Linked DNA regions of Homo sapiens: region 1 is linked to region 2. A link is an interaction called in ENCODE POLR2A ChIA-PET data of the cell type or tissue named here. Cell type or tissue: OCI-LY7. All regions are shown on one strand.

Region 1 (8,000 bases), 160 kb after region 2:
GTGAGTGAATTTTAAAAAGCATTTAATGTAAAATGCATGTGTAGTTTCTTGTGTATCAAAGCCATGCTTTTCCTTAGATCAGCTTAATCGTCTCCTGTTTCCAATTTGTGTTAGAAAGTTCTGTGTGAAATGTGAACTCTAGTTTATATACTTACTAACAGTTAATGCGTGTCCCTTGGGATAATAGCTCTTGAGCTATCTTTGTGGCTGTCTTACGTAGACCATTTGAATCTTTCTCCTTTAATGCCAAGTATCCACTTTTCACGTGTAAATTGGAGATGTCACTACCTGCACTTGGACACCAGTGTGTGCATGTAATGTTGATTGGTGTCATCATGGTTTTTGGCTACTCTGTGATAATTTTGTTTTTCAGAGGCAAATTTTGTGAGGCCAAACTTCGGAGATTGGGTCTGTACATCATTCATTCTTTCAGTCAGTAAACATCCATTTAGTGCCTACTCTGTGTCAGTGCTAGTCAAAAAGGAACAGGGCAGGATTGCTGTCCTGGAATCATGTGCACGCATGGTACCCATGAATGGGTACTAACAACACAACAGCCACTTGAATGGCCTGGGAATGGGGCGTGGGGATGGGAAGGGGCTCCACAGATAGGTGAATTGGTCTGTAAAAGTCATCGCTGTACAAATGAATCCCAAACCAAACATTGAAAGAATGCACAGTAGATTCCCCCAGTTAGGGCAGGGTCATAGAGCATTTTGGGCAAAGAGCCCATACAAGGCCATAGAAGCATGAAACATATGCCACATTGTATGAATTTCAAATAACTTCATATAATGAGAGTTTGGGAACATGGAGAAGGTAGTGGAGGAAGATCAGACTAAAACTGATTATGAAGGACCTTACGTACCATGCCAAGGAGGCTGGCCTTCATCCTGTAGTCAGTGGGGAACAACTTCAGGAATCTCAATGCAGAGGTTTCATGATGAAATTTGTGCTTTAGAAATATTCTCTTGCAGCACTGTGGAGGTACAGATAAGTAGGAATGGAATCCAAGGCGAGAGGGTCACTCTGCTCCTACAGAAGTTCATGGGGCAGTGGCAGTGGGGAGATAAGGAGATGATGGTGCTGAGAGCCAGTTAAGAAATAGAATCCTCAGAACTTGGTAACTGATTGGTTATGAGTATTGAGACTACATGGGTGACTACATGAGTGATCTCATCAGTATATAAGTATATAAGTGCTCAATTAGATCGTGAGATCAAGGGGCGATATTAATGTAGGAAACAGAGAACAGAGAGAACCAATGATATAAGCCCTAGGAAGTGGACTTTTAAGGAGGAAGCAAATAAAAAGAAGCTTTAGAAGGAATGATCTGAGGGTATGAGGAAAACCTGAGGATAGGGTGCTCCACGAACCCAAAGCAGGAATCTGCAGAAGGAGGGAGTAGTCAAGAATGTTGAATACTTCAGAGGGGTCAAGCAAGGGTTCCAGGATGTGTCAACTGGTAGGTTCAGTAATCCTAGCAAGAGCAATTAGTGGGTGGTGAAAAATAAGAAATGAGATGGTTCATTTATACTACTCTTTCAAGGAGCTTAGATACTAAGGGAAGGAGAGCAAGAGTTGTCAAGGAACATTTTTTTAATATTCTTTTTCAAGGTTAAAATCTCAAGCAAGTTTACATCCTGGAGGATAGATATAATCCATTAGACAGGAAGAAGAAGGAGATAACTGATGGAATAATGTCTCTAAGCAGATCTGATGGCACGTAAGCTAGAACACATGGCAAGATTAGCTTTGGGCTAGACAAAGGACAACTCAGTTTTTAATAGATGGGAACAAAGGAGGAAAGACTGGGTGTGGATATGGATAAGGGATTGTAGGTCTTGAAAGTTGGAAGTTTGAGGGGTGTAGTGTCCATGAAAATAAGTGCTTAGATCTACAGCTAGAAGCGTAGTTGACTGATGGCCCAACTGCTGCCCCTCTGCAGCCACCCTTGCATTGTACTAAACTACAAATTGCCACTAGCGTCTCCCAGTCATGACCAAGCACAATAGGGGCTCCTATTTCAGGCTCATTCCTGTGGGACACAGGACTTTTCCAGTGGGCCAAATTGGCTCAAGAACTCCTATTGGCCTGAGCAGACCTTTCTTGGAACTGTGTTGGAATCCAAGACTTCCTAGCCATTCCTTCTTCCTTTCCTCTCCATGTCCATAGGTGTGGTTTGAAGGACCTCCCACATTCTGTGGCTTCCTTTCTCAATATATCTTTTGTATTTCTAGTTCTATCTTGGTACTTGCTTCTGGGTAGACCCAAACTAACATAAAGAATTTGGTCGAAATGTGTATATTATTAAGGTAATGCTAGCTGCTGTAAAAATAACTTCTCAGTTCAACAACATGTACATCATTCAGACAGAAAATTAGTAAGAAATGCAGGACTTGAATTGCATTTTTGGCCAAATGGACCCAATAGACATGTACAGAATTTTCCATCCAACAGCAGCAGAATGTAAAGTTTTTCTAGAGTATACATAGAACATTCTCCAGGATAGACCATATGTTAGGCCACAAAATTTAAGATTGAAATTATGTCTAGTATCATTTCAGATATAACTTCAAACCACAGTGGTATAAACTAGACATCAGTGACAGGAGGAATCTTGAAAAATTCACAAATATCTGGAACATAAACAACATGCCCCAGAACAACCAATGGGTCAAAGAAGAAATTAAAAGATAAATTTAAAAAATGCCTTGAGACAAATGACAACGGAAACACAATATACCAGAACTGATGGGATATAGGAGAAGCAGTTCTGAGAGGAAAGTTTATAGCAATATATGCCTACATTAGAAAAGAAGAAAGATCTCAAATGAATAGTGTGACATTACACCTCAAGGAACTAGAAAAAGAACAAACTAAAACCAGATTAGTAGAAGGAAAGAAATAAAAATCAGAACAAACATAAACTAAATGGATAATAGAAAAGCCACAGGAAGAATCAATAAACTTAAGAGTTGGGTTTTTTTTTAAGTAAAATTGGCAAACCCATAGATAGTCTAACAAAGAAAAAAGAAAACTCAAGTAAAACCAAAAATGAAATTGAAGAAATTACAACAGACACCTCGGGAATAAAAAGGATGATAAGTCCCTATTACGAACAATTATATGCCAACAAATTGGGTGGCCTAGAGGAAACAGATAAATTCCTAGGAAAATACAACCTACCAGGATTGACTCAGGAAGAAATAGAAAGCCTGTAACAGACCAATCACAAATAGATTGGAGAAGTAATGAAAAACCTCTCAACAAAGACAAGCCCAGGAACAGATAGCTTCACAGCTGAGTTCTACCAGACATTCAAAGAATTGATACCAGTACTTCTTAAACTCTTCCAAAAAAATAGAACTAGAAGGAATACTTTCAAACACATTTTATGAGGCCAGGATCACCCTGATACCCAGCCAGCCAAAGACATCACAAGAAAAGAAAATTTAAACCCAATTTCTCTGATGAATATTGGTGCAAAAAGCCCCAGTAAAATATTAGGAAACCAAATCCAACAACACATCAAAAAGATTACATGTCATGACTAAGTGGGATTTATCCCTGGCATACAAAGCTGGTTTAACATCTGCAGATCAATCAGTAGTGATACATTGCATTAACAGAATGAAAGATAAAAATCACATGATAATCTTAATTGACACAGAAAAAGCATTTGACAAAGTCCAACATCCTTTATTGAGAAAAATGCTCAATAGTGTATGTATAGAAGGAAAGCTTCTCTGTGTAATAAAGGCCATTTATGAAAAACCCACAGCTAACATTATAATACATGGGGGAAAACTGAAAGTTTTTCCATGAAGGTCTAGTATCAGGCAGGCATGGATGCCCACTTTCACCACTTCTATTCAACATAGTACTGGAAGTACCAGCAATAGTAATTAGATAAGGAAAAGAAATTAAAGGCATTGAGGTCAGGAAGAAGTAAAGTTATCTCTATTTGCAGATGGTGTGATCCTATATTGTAGGGGGGGAAAAAAGCCCCTGCAGATTCCACACAAAAAAACTGTTAGAACAACGAATGAATTCAGTAAAGCTGTGGGGTGCAAAATCAACATGCAAAATCAGTTGCGTTTTTTTTCATACCAATTACAGTCTGTTTGAAAAGAACATGAAGAAAATGGTCCCACTTAACAAAGCATCAAAAAGAACAAAATACCTAGGAATAAATTCAACCAATGTGAAAGATGTGTACACTGAAAACTATAAAACATTAATGAAAGAAATTAAGCACAAAAAAATGGAAAGATATCACATGCTCATGGATCAGAAGAATTAATATTGTTGAAATGTCCATAGTACCCAAAGCAATATACAGATTCGGTGCAATCTCTATCAAAATTCCAGTGACCTTCTTCACAGAAATAGAAAAAATGCTTCTTAAATTTGTACAGAACCATGAAAGACCCTGAATAGCCAAAACAATTATGAAAAAGCAAAACAAAGTTGGAGGTATTATACTTCCTGATTTAAAAATTATATTACAAAGTTATAGTAATAAAGACAGTATTATACAGGCATAAAAACAGACACATAGACCAGTGGAACAGAATAGAGAGTCCAGAAATAAATCCACGTATATATAGTCAACTAATTTTTGACAAGGGCACCAAGAAGACACAATGGGAAAAGAATAGTCTCTTTGATAGGATGTTAAGAAAACTGGATTTCCACATGCAAAAGAATGGAATTGGACTGTTATCGTATACCACATACAAAAATCAACTCAAAATTGATAAAAGACCTAAACATAAAAGCAGAAACTATAAAACTCCTACACAGGAACATAGGGGAATAGCTCCTGGACATTGGCGTTGGTAGTCAGCTTTTGGATATCACAACAAGAGCTCAGGCCACAAAAGCAAAATTAAATAAATGGGGGCTGGGCGCAGTGGCTCACGCCTGTAATCCCGGCACTTTTGGGAGGCTGAGGTAGGGGGATCACAAGGTCAGGAGATCGAGACCATCCTGGCCAACATGGTGAAACCCCATCTCTACTAAAAATACAAAAATTAGCTGGGTGTGGTGGCGCACACCTGTAATTCCAGCTACTTGGGAGGCTGAGGCAGGAGAATCGCTTGAACCCAGGAGGCCGAGATTGTAGTGAGCCGAGATGGCGCCACTGCACTCTAGCCTGGAGGACAGAGTGAGACTCCATCTCAAAAATAAAATAAATAAATGGGACTACACCAAACTAGAAAGTTTCTGTACAGTAAAGGAAACAATCAACAAAGTGAAGTAGCAGCCTACAGATTGGGAAAAAATTCCAATCAGTATATCCCAATATTCCAATGTACATCAGATATATTGTAAATCATGTATTTGGTAAGGAGTTAGTAGCCAAAATTTATCAGGAACTCATACAACTCAATAGCAAAGAACAAACGAATTACCTGATTTATAAAATGGGCAAAAGGCCTGAGTAGACATTTTTCTAAAGAAGACACAAAGATGGCCACAGGCATATGAAAGGGTACACAACATCATATCAGGGAAATGCAAATCAAAACCACTGTGATTTACCTCCTCACAACTGTTAGGATGGCTGTTATCAAAAAGTCAAAAGATAACAAATGTTGGTGAGGATGTGGAGGACTCTTGTCCACTGTTGGTGGGAATGTAGATTGGGTATAGCCGTTATGGAAAACGTTATAGAGGTTTCTAAAGAAATTAAAAACAGAACTACCATATATGACCCAGCCATTCCTTTTCTGGGCATATACCCAAAGGAAATGAAATCACCACCTCATAAAGATGTCTGCACTCCCATGTTCACTGCAGCATGATTCACAATAACTAAGATATGGAAACAACCTAAGTGTCTGATGATGGACAAATAGAGAAAGAAGTGGCTGTAAGTATACCACATTTGGTTTATACAAAATGAATATTATTCAGCCCTAGAAAATAATGAGAGCTTGTCATTTGCCACAACATGGGAAAGCCCATTGTGCTAAGCGAAATACGCCAAAGAAAGACATATTATATGATCTTACTTATATGTGGAACCAAAAAAATTTCAAATATGCAGAGAGAATACAACAGTGGTTACCAGGGATATGGGTTGTGGGCAGGAAATGGAGAGATGTAGGTCAGAGGATACAAAGTAGTATGAACAAGTATAGAGATCTAATGTGCAGTATGAAGACTATAGGTATGGGATTCATGCTAAGTGAGATTTTAGCTGCTCTTAACATAAAAACAAAAATAGGGTAACTGAGATGATGGATATGTTAATTTGCTTCACTACAGTAACCTTTTTACTATCTATATTAAGCCTATAACATCACGTTGTATACCATAAATATACGTAATAAAAATTATTTTTCAAAATAAAAAAATACAAGATAACTTCTCAACATTTCACTGTTCTAACACAAGTTTCTTCCTTATTCACATGAGGTCTTAAATGGGTGTTGATGAATGGTAGGTGACATTTTCCTCCTGGAAATCCTTCAGGAATTCAGATTCCTTCCATCTTGTAGTTTCTCCATCTTCACCATGTGACTCCCAGAGTTACTGTGCTTGTTTGCATCACATCAAGAGAGGGGGAAAAACATGGCAGGTTACACATGGAAGGTTTTTATGGAGTAGGCCTAGAAATTAGCATAGAAATTAGGCCTAGAAATTAGCATAATCACTTTCACTTATATTTCGTGGTAGAACTCAATCACATGTCACCAACTAGCTGCAAAGGAGGCTGGAAAACGTGGCCCAGCTGTGCACCAGGAAGAAGACACTATAAGTTTCATGGAATAGTCCCTGTGGGAAGTGGGAGGACACAGCTAATGCTATGAGGCCTGGATTTATCACACTGTACGTTTTATGTGAGATTTTTTTTTTCCCCAGGAGCTTCAACATTGAGTTCACTGGTGAAGTTGCTGAGAAAGCAGGTGGTTGAGTTTGAAATTCAGAATTTGGAGGTTCAAAACTGAATAGTTTTAAAAGGAAAACTTGGGCAAGTCTCCGTTGGAAAATGTCTTTTCAGTGTTTCGGTACATTTTGGGGTTGATATGAGAAGGGCATAGTCACAACATATGTCACTCTGTGTGTTGCTGGTTTTGGGTCCTGCACCTGGACAACCAAACAGGACTGGCCCCTTCGTTCCTGCTTCACGTTGGACCCTTCAGTCGGAGATAGTATGACTTACAGAGGGAGAGATGTTTTCAAACCCTGTGAAACCACCCATTGTTCAGATGAACCATTTATCTTGCACTTTTCTCTAATACAAATGAATGAACCTTGCTGCTTCTAGCTAGTACCCTTATTCACCTGCTCTTCTGGTGGTATGCAATGCTCATTACATTTTTTGCTTTTGCAAATTTGTCTCATTGTGTTTCCTTTGCTTAAAGTTGGCTGTTTTCTTCTTCCCTCTTCTCTTCCCTTAAATCATTGTCAATCCAAATCCTGGACAACCTGTCCTCTCAGGCCCAACTCAAATGCCATCTCCTCTGTCATTCTCCCCATTTACCACAGTTGAGTGCCTCCTGTCTTCCTGACACTCTTTGGGTCTCAGTTTCACCACTCAGGTGGCCCATGGCTGCCTTGATACTTCTGTATGAGTCTTTCACCTACTAGATTTAAAACTTGATGATAGAACTGTGACTTCCTAGTACTTACTTGCTCTTAGCACAATGTCTTACACACAGTACATTTTTAGTAAACAATTGTTGAGTGAAAATGAATAAATATTGCTTATTGTGGAGCAGATAGAATGAAGTTCAGTTTGGAGAATCAGTCTTGTGTGGCCACAGATCACATGAGGAATGTAAAAATTAAATAAATAAAACAAGCCTAAGATAATGTGTTAGAAGGGGAGAAAGGCCTGTACCGATTTTTTGCATCTCTAATGATCATAGAGATATGATTTGTATTATTTATGTGGGCTAGAAAAGGGGATCTCTATTAGGGCTCTGAAGTTTGTGAAGGCTCCAGCCACCCATCTGATGTTGAAAAAGTCAATTGATTGAGAA
Region 2 (8,000 bases):
GACAGAGCAAGGAGAAGGACTCCATCTCAAAAAAAAAAAAAAAAAAAGATACAGAGATCAAGAATAGAGGAGCAGAAGCCTGGAGTCAGCCAGCCCAGTAGAGAAACATGATCTCCTCCTGCTCAGTGCCCAGGCCAGAACCAGTTTTCTAACCAGAACCCACTGACAAAAGGACAGACTGAGTCTCCATGAGGTTGGGCTCTGTACCACCATGGCAAGAATATACTGTATTGATTCTCCCAGTCTTTCCCAAGACATCCTATGGCCACTTGCTCAGATAAACATATATTAGGAGAAGGGGACTACTCAAAGTACCACCATGGCCCTCCCATTGGAGTAGTAGTAAATGGGGAGGTTAGATAGTCGATGGAGTTCTCACCTAGTGCCATCTCACAGCAGGTTTCACTCATGCACAGACCCATCTCATGGTCGTTTCCTTGGTTCCTAAATGCATATTTGGAGTAGGCATACTTAGGAGTTGGCAGAAAGCTCACATTTGTTTATTTTTTGACCTATAAAATAAGAACTTGAGGTAGGAAAAGCCAAGCAGATGCCCCTGAAACTCTCCTCTGACCAGGACAGAAAATCTAAACAATATCAGCCCTGGAGGGGGTGGCGGGATTATTGTCACCCTTCAAGACTTGGGGGACTCAAGAGTGTTGGTCTTTGTTATATATCCCCTTTTAATTCAATAGATTCTCTCTCATATAAATTGAATGGATGAAGGCACTTGATGGTTAACTGCTCTAACTTAACCAAGTAGGAGCCCCAGTTGCAGCTTCTGTGCCAGATGTGGTGTCTTTGCTAGAGCAGATGAACACAGCTTCAGGACGTGGTGTGAGGTCACTGGTCTGGCCTGAAGGAGGATCAGAGGCAGTTTGCATTCACATGGGACAGACAACAATATAGATTTATAGTTTTGTCCAGGGCTATGTTAATTTTCCTGCTCTCTGTCACAACAGAGTCTGAAGGTACTGTTAGGTGACATGAAAGGCTGCTAGCTTTAATAACAAGACAGAGCTCGGTAGCAGGCCCAGACTTCAGCACTAGCAGCCTTGCCACTTGGGCCACATGACCAAAAAGATCTCTCAGCACTTAGAAGTGTCTGTGATGGAGAAAGACAATCTGTGGAGCCTCTGGCAAGTGCTAACAGAAAACATTTAGGGTTCTGGTGCAAGACCCTGCAGTCTACAGCAGAGAACCATAGACCATTTGAAAATCAGTTCCTGACATGCTTCTAGGCCCTGGTGGAAGCCAGACAATGCCAGGCTCAACAAGGCCTAAACTGCATGGGTCTTGAACAAGCTATTGCAAAATGAAAATGGTATATTTGGGATCAGGCTCAAGAGAATCCAGAGGGTACAAGAGCTTGGTTCGTGGGTGGAGTGGCTTTGTAAACTGTTACAAGCTGAAAATGGAATGTTTCCATACAACAGCCCAATTCAAGGTGTCTCAGAAAGAGTGGTGAGGGGAAATCTCTCTGATGAATAGATTCAGATAATGCACATCAGCATCCGTTTTGTGTGGAAAGAGAAGTGACCCAAGATAAAGCTATATGAGGACTCATGAGCAGTGGCAGATGGCTGAAGGAAAATTACAAAGCATATAATTTTCATGTTTACTCTTGATTCAGAAAAATGGTGTATGCTGGCTTCTTTATAATGTTTATATCATTAGAGAAGAGAAAAGCCCATTTCTCGGTGTCCCGAATAAGAAAAGAACAAGTTACAGTTGCATTCCATCTTTGCCAATTATTCTAGTTTATAAAAAGGGAGTTAGGACACCTTCCCTAACTAGGAAACAGTTGCAAGGTTATGTCCGCTGAATGACAGCCTTTGAGTCCACCTTTCTCAAGATGGGGCAGAACGGAGGACTGGCTCTTAACTATGCAGACTTTTGAAATACAAGTAGGAACTTCAGCAGCAGAAGCTGAAAAAATAGCATAGTTAATAGTTATTTAGATCTAATATTATCTTGGTTGGAAAACAAAAAAGACTTGCTTGAAAAATCTTTAAGTTAATTTTCATACCCTGTTTTAATTTATTTCTCACTGTTATATAAAAGAACCAACTAGTGAATTCAGGTATGCCATTGAGAAGAACACTATCCCTGCTCTTGCCAAGTGTTCCTAAGATAGACATGTAACCAGCAAAGCATCACTGCCCAGAGTGCTTGAAGAGCTCCTACAAATAAATAGGATAAAGTAAACCCCAAAGAGAAACCAAGCAAATAATTCACAGAAGATGAAAACCTGAATGGCTAAAAAACATTTAAAGAGATGCTCACCTTCAATACTAATCACAGAAATGCAAAGTAAAACAGTGGCAAAATGTTCATCATACATTACTAAGTATTGGGAAGGTTGTGAGGGAATTAGAATTCTCATTCAGTCCTGATAGAAGGGTAACCATTTTGGAGAGCAATTTAGTAGCACCCAGAAAGTTGAAGTTTGTACACCATACACAGATTAGAAATACTAAGATACAAGTGCACAAGAATAACTACACAATAATATTTTAGACATATTGTCATAGAAAAATAGTGAAGCAACCTAAATATTCATCAACTGGGGATTGAAACATAATTATGATACATTCCTAGATGGAAACTATGTAGTGGTTTACATGTGAATGAGCTAGTTCTACAAGCATCAAAATAGGATAAGTCTTGGAAACACAATATTGAATAAAAACAGCAAAATACTATTTATTTAAACATTGTAACTACCCCAAACAGCACTACAGGCAATATTGTTTGTGGATCCATACATATACCATAAAATTCAAAAGCATGAAAAAGAAATAAGAACCAACTTCAAGAGAATAGTTAGCTCTGGGGTGGAACAAAGAGAAGATTCCAATTCTATCTGTAATTTTTTCATACCTTTAAAAAATCCTACAGGGCATGATGGCATGCACCTGCAGTCCCAGTTACTCGGGAGGCTGAGGCAGGAGCATCAGTCGAGCCCAGGAGTTGGAGGTTACAGTGAGTTATGATTACACCACTGCATTCCAGCCTGGGAGACAGAGGAAGATCCTGTCTAAAATAAAAATAAAAATTAAAAAAAATCTGAAGTAAATATGGCAGAAAGCTAACATTTGTTAAATATTGACAGTGGGTAGTTTTATGTTTGAAATGTTTTGTCATTTTAAAAAAATAATCAATTCATTAAATTAAAACATATGATGCAATAAAGCAGAGGGAACACCAGGCCTGCAGCAGGGCAGCTATTCATTGTGGGCTAGGGCAGATGGGTGGAGGGACTCAGGAGAGCCAATGGGGCCCCCAGCTCAGTGTGGGTTGAGAGCTGTGGCTGTGGAAATGAGAATGGCACAGGAAGCAGGTGAGCTGTAGGGAAAGTCACCTGGCCTGGGTTGGATACGGCCAGGGTGGAGGAGGAAGGGCTTGGGCTGTCCGGGTCCAGCCAAGTCAGGGCAGGTAAAGGGGAGGGCATGTGGGCTGAGGGTCAGAATTGCCCAGCATTAGATGTTGGGGCACCCATGGGGATGCCTCCCTTCCCCCGTCTCCCCCCAGCCCCTGTGTTGCTCTCCTGCCTCCTCTTTTTCCAGCCCCCTTCCCTACACAGAAATCGTCTTTCCCTTTCTCCAGCTATCCATCATGGGCACCCCTCTTTTGTCTATATTATAGTATCTGTGTCAACATTAATTTATTTATCCTTCTGCCTCAGCCTCCTGAGTAGCTGAGACTACAGGTGCACATCACCACACCTAGCTAATTATTTTATTTAAATTTTTAAGTTAAATTAAGTTTTAAAATTTTTTGGCTTCCAATTCCCCCATCCTATTCAGCAGCTGTTGAAGGAAAAAAAGTCTTCCCTTTTAATACTTCCCTTCTAAGACTTTATTTCAGGTCTTTTCTAGTGGGCTCAGTACTTTACAGAAATGATTTCATTTAATTCTCATTTTTAAACAGTAAAGAAAAAGAAATAACCTGATGAGAGAGTTTAGCCCTGTGCTACGGGTTATCTCCATCTATAGATGTGAAACTGAGGTTCAAAAAGGTGAAGTCACTGAAATAGGGTCCACAAAATCGCCCAGTGGAAACTTAAATTCAGCCAGCTTCTAGAGCTCAACCGCGGGGCTGATGGAACCATGGGGCTACAAGGGAAGGGTTGTCCCAGACCAGAAGTCTGAAAGGGGCTCTGGAGCATAATATTTTACTCAGTGTTATAAGTTTTACGAGTCCTGTTTTCCTGTAAATTTAGGACTTTGTGACTTTTCAGTGTAAGTGCTTAGATGATTCAATTTTCTACACAAAACTGAATTTTATTTGGAAGGTGTCACATCATTCTCAAATATGAAAAACTGTATTGTGGAAGAAACATCAAACATCTAATAAACCCATTTCAGTCTCTCTCTCTCTCTCTGTCTCTCTCTCTCTGTCTCTCTCTCTTTCTCTCTCTGTCTCTCTCTCTTTCTCTCTCTGTCTCCCTCTCTCTCTCTCTGTCTCCCACACACACACACACACACACACACACACACTCGCTCACAGGCACCCACACTTCCGGATCTACTAACCTAGATCAGCAGGCTAAAGGGCTTCTCAGAGACTCCCCTCAGCATTAAGGATGCTAATTGCTACTCTAGCAGTTACTGGAAGATCAAAGGCCCGCCCACAGAGCAGAGCTGCGTTTCATCTTCCACAGACCAAACACTAATACTGCCCATCCCCCGCCAGCCTCTCCCCTCTCAAGCTGGCGAGTTGGACCAATTCCCTTTCCTCTTCCTCACATGCTCTCCCCCCGCCCCTAAAATAGCTCTGCGCCAGAAATAAACACTCAAAAATGCTTGCGGAATGAATGGAGAAAGGTAACTTCACTATCGTTGTTTCCCTTCTAATTACCACGGCTTGTCGATGGATGTGCTTGTTTGTTTCTGGTAGCCATTCAGAAACCCATCGCAGGGAATCCTCTCCAGTCCCTCTCCCAGGAGCGGGAACAGGAATTCTACAGCCTCATCATCCTTCCCTCTGGCACCAAAGGCCCTGGGCATACACCACGAATCCCCGTCCCGCACTCTGGGTCCCAGCCCTCGTGGGCTGCGTGGTCACTGGGCTTTCACTCAGGAGGGTTCCAGTTTTGCTGGAAAGCAGCTCTATGGAAAAAGCTTCCCCTTTCCTGGGGCAAGGCATTGCCCTGCTGGGGTTGGCACAATAACAGGAGGAGTGGGGGGCGGGGGGGTGCCACGCATGGCAAAGAGGAGTCGGCACAACCAAAGACGCCCGGTCACTCTGATGATGTCAACTGTCTGGCTCTGAGATGGGATAAATGAGGTGACCCTCCACACTCCAGGGACTTCAGCAAAGCTGTTCCTAGTTCCATGGAGGCGAATGAGACTGAATGGCAGGACAAGGAGCCCCTCAGTGTGGGGTGAAGAGATGAGAAGTCTCAGACAAGAGGCTTCCTGAGGAGCCTGGGTCAAGGGCACTGTGATGGGGCATTCTTGGTGGAACAGGTGTATCAGTGCCCCTCCCCCGCAGATGGATGCCCATGCACTGCAGTGGGTAGCTGGAGTCTTCAGTTAAGAAGCTGCCCAGCACAGAACTGGGTCCCCCTTCATGCCATAGTCTGCTTCCTCCCTGACCTGTGGAGAAGGAGCCTCTTTCCACTGCCATCCCAGACAGTCAGGCACAGCTCTTACAGCTCTAGTCACCAATGAAGAGCAGAGGCCTGGCCCCACATTCACACTTGGCTCCTTGTCCTGGGCTCCTGGAGTGAGCTCAGTTCTGTTCTCAGCTCAGCTCCTGCTGCCAGCTCAGAATCTCTGTGTCCTGAGGGGCCACAGGTTTCCCAGGCCCTCCCCATGATACTGAGCCTCCTCACTCTGTTCCTGGCCTACAGAGATTTCCATGTCCTCTTTCTTTCCTTCTTTCCTTTCTTCCTTTCCTTCTTCCCCCAATCCCACCTTCCTTTTTTCCTTTCCTTTCCTTTCCTTTCCTTCTTTCTTTCTCCTTTTTTAATCATGGTTTTCCTCTAAAGAAGTGTTTCTAAAACCCACGCCCACCCTTCCACATCTAGCTCAGTTCCTTGGTTCAAGGTTTTTCTCCCTGGGCCCATTATCAGTTTCCTAACAATTTGCCATTTCCCACCTCTGCTCTCTCAAATCTGTTAGGGAACGACTGCCAAGTGCAGTCTTCTCCAAAAGTGGTTCTGCTCATTGCATGTCCCTACTTAAATGCCCTTGATGACCCCCATTAAAGACATTACTATTTAAGCTGTGTTGAGGATCCCCAAGTGGAGGTATGTAAGTGAAATATCAATCCAGAGTTCTAATTTGTGCAATTTTTCTCTCTGGGCAAATGCACTTGGCCCACCAGGGTCCAAGTTGCAGAAAAGTCTTAAGAGACTGAGTACAAGATAGGAGATAAATGAACAGGTGTTGGCTTTTGGCCACCAAGCCTGAGAACCCTTAACCCAAGTGACCATTCCTAGGTGAGGTGCTGGGGGAAAAGAATGTATTCCCAGGGGTCAGAGATTCAGGATGCACAGGTTTCTTCTAGGAACAAAGGTTGCAGGATATTTGACTATAATATAGTGCAGAGTCACCTAAATTGTCTTCCATCTAAAATCCCTCAAACCTACCATCCCTTTTAGTGCCAGCTTTCTGGGCTAAAAACTGAAGGGATGAGCAGGGTGTGGTGGCACATGCTTGTAATCCAGCCACTTGGGAGGCTGAGGTGGGAGGATCACTTGAGCCCAGAAGTTTGAGTCCAACCTAGGCAACATAGTGAGTGAGACCCTGTCTCTAAAGTATATATATATATATATATATTTAAGTAAAGGGATAAGAAAGTCAAGTGAAAGATGAGAAACATCCAAGCTGCTCTCGTAGAGGTGATTGTCAGACCCCGGGCGTTCCTTTGCCGCAGTCAGCAAGAAGACAGAGTAGTCCAATTCTCAGCAGCCGGAAGGTGCCTCAGCACCACAAGCCAGGCCCCTGAGTCAGAGGAAAGACCAAGGCTGAAAGGAGAGAGAAGAATGCGTTTGCTGTAGAGTTCACCTGTGAAGCACGCCAGGGAGCCCTTATATGGAAAGGCAAGATTATAGGGAGGCGCTTTTCTAGATGTCAGTTTCATTCTAGTGACAGCTATCCCTCATTTACATATTCAGGCCGATAACCTAAGGGAAGGTAAATTACAGCTGACTCATTTGTAAATTGAACAGAGAAAGTCCCTTCTCCTTAGCCAGCACTCACATTTGGCCCCTAGCCATCAGACCAAGCATGAACTGTTCACCTCTTGGTGAACACACCCTAAACATCTCTGCCATTGCACTTTTGCTCATGCTATAGTCAGCTGGGTGCCCTCCCTTCCTCCACTTCTCTGGCCTTCATTTTAAAAATATCACCCATCCTTCAGGACCCAAGTGAAATGCTACTTTGGACATGAAGCTTTCCGTGATTGTTTCGTCCTAAATGATTTTCCTCTCCTGGGTTCACGTGGCCCTTTCAACTTGCATTTTGTTCATTTTGTTTTCCACCACATCCTACTTTGTGATGGAGCTATTTGTGTGGGTCTGAGGGCACCAGTGACTTCCAAGTGGCTAATCCCTGTCCTTATCTTTCTTGGTGTCTTAAAGGTATTTCTTTCTTTTTTTTCTTTCTTTCTTTCTTTTTTTTTTTTTTTTTTTTTTTTGAGACGGAGCCTCACTCTGTCACCCAGGCTGGAGTGCAGTGGTGTGATCTTGGCTCACTGCAACCTCTGCCACCCAGATTCAAGTGATTCTCCTGCCTCAGCCTCCCGAGCAGCAGGGATTACAGGCGCCTGCCGCCACAGCTAATTTTTGTATTTTTAGTAGAGATGGGGTTTCACCATCTTGGCCAGGCTGGCCTTGAACTCCTGACCTCATGATCCACCACCTCAGCCTCCCAAAGTGCTGGGATTACAGGCATGAGCCACTGCACCCAGCCTTAACGGTATTTCATACTCTTAAATATACTTTCCCTCTTAAAATTCTTATCACTTCGGCATCTGTATAGACA

The links. ChIA-PET counts read pairs that join two places held together with the same protein. Peaks named below come from ENCODE experiments on the same cell type or tissue, not always from the same donor. Only the 100,000 strongest peaks of a DNase experiment are listed, where the experiment ranks them.
Region 1: POLR2A ChIA-PET joins it to region 2 with 5 read pairs; 4 of 35 experiments call an interaction of 5 or more read pairs at or near these places.

Annotation. Positions count from the first base shown.
Region 1 is chr6:90,254,982-90,262,981 of GRCh38, reverse strand. The region is part of intron 2 of BACH2 (BACH transcriptional regulator 2); the gene reads left to right. Among named protein-coding and RNA genes, the nearest start is that of BACH2, 38 kb to the left of the region's middle. In OCI-LY7, no CTCF peak of the experiment used is centred here; no DNase peak of the experiment used is centred here; H3K27ac peaks cover 806 bases.
Region 2 is chr6:90,410,654-90,418,653 of GRCh38, reverse strand. No RefSeq gene overlaps it. Among named protein-coding and RNA genes, the nearest start is that of MIR4464, 100 kb to the right of the region's middle. RefSeq lists enhancers at 3,953-4,894, 4,895-5,836, 6,858-7,217. In OCI-LY7, no CTCF peak of the experiment used is centred here; DNase peaks (open chromatin) are centred at 4,093 and 4,563; H3K4me3 peaks cover 1,073 bases.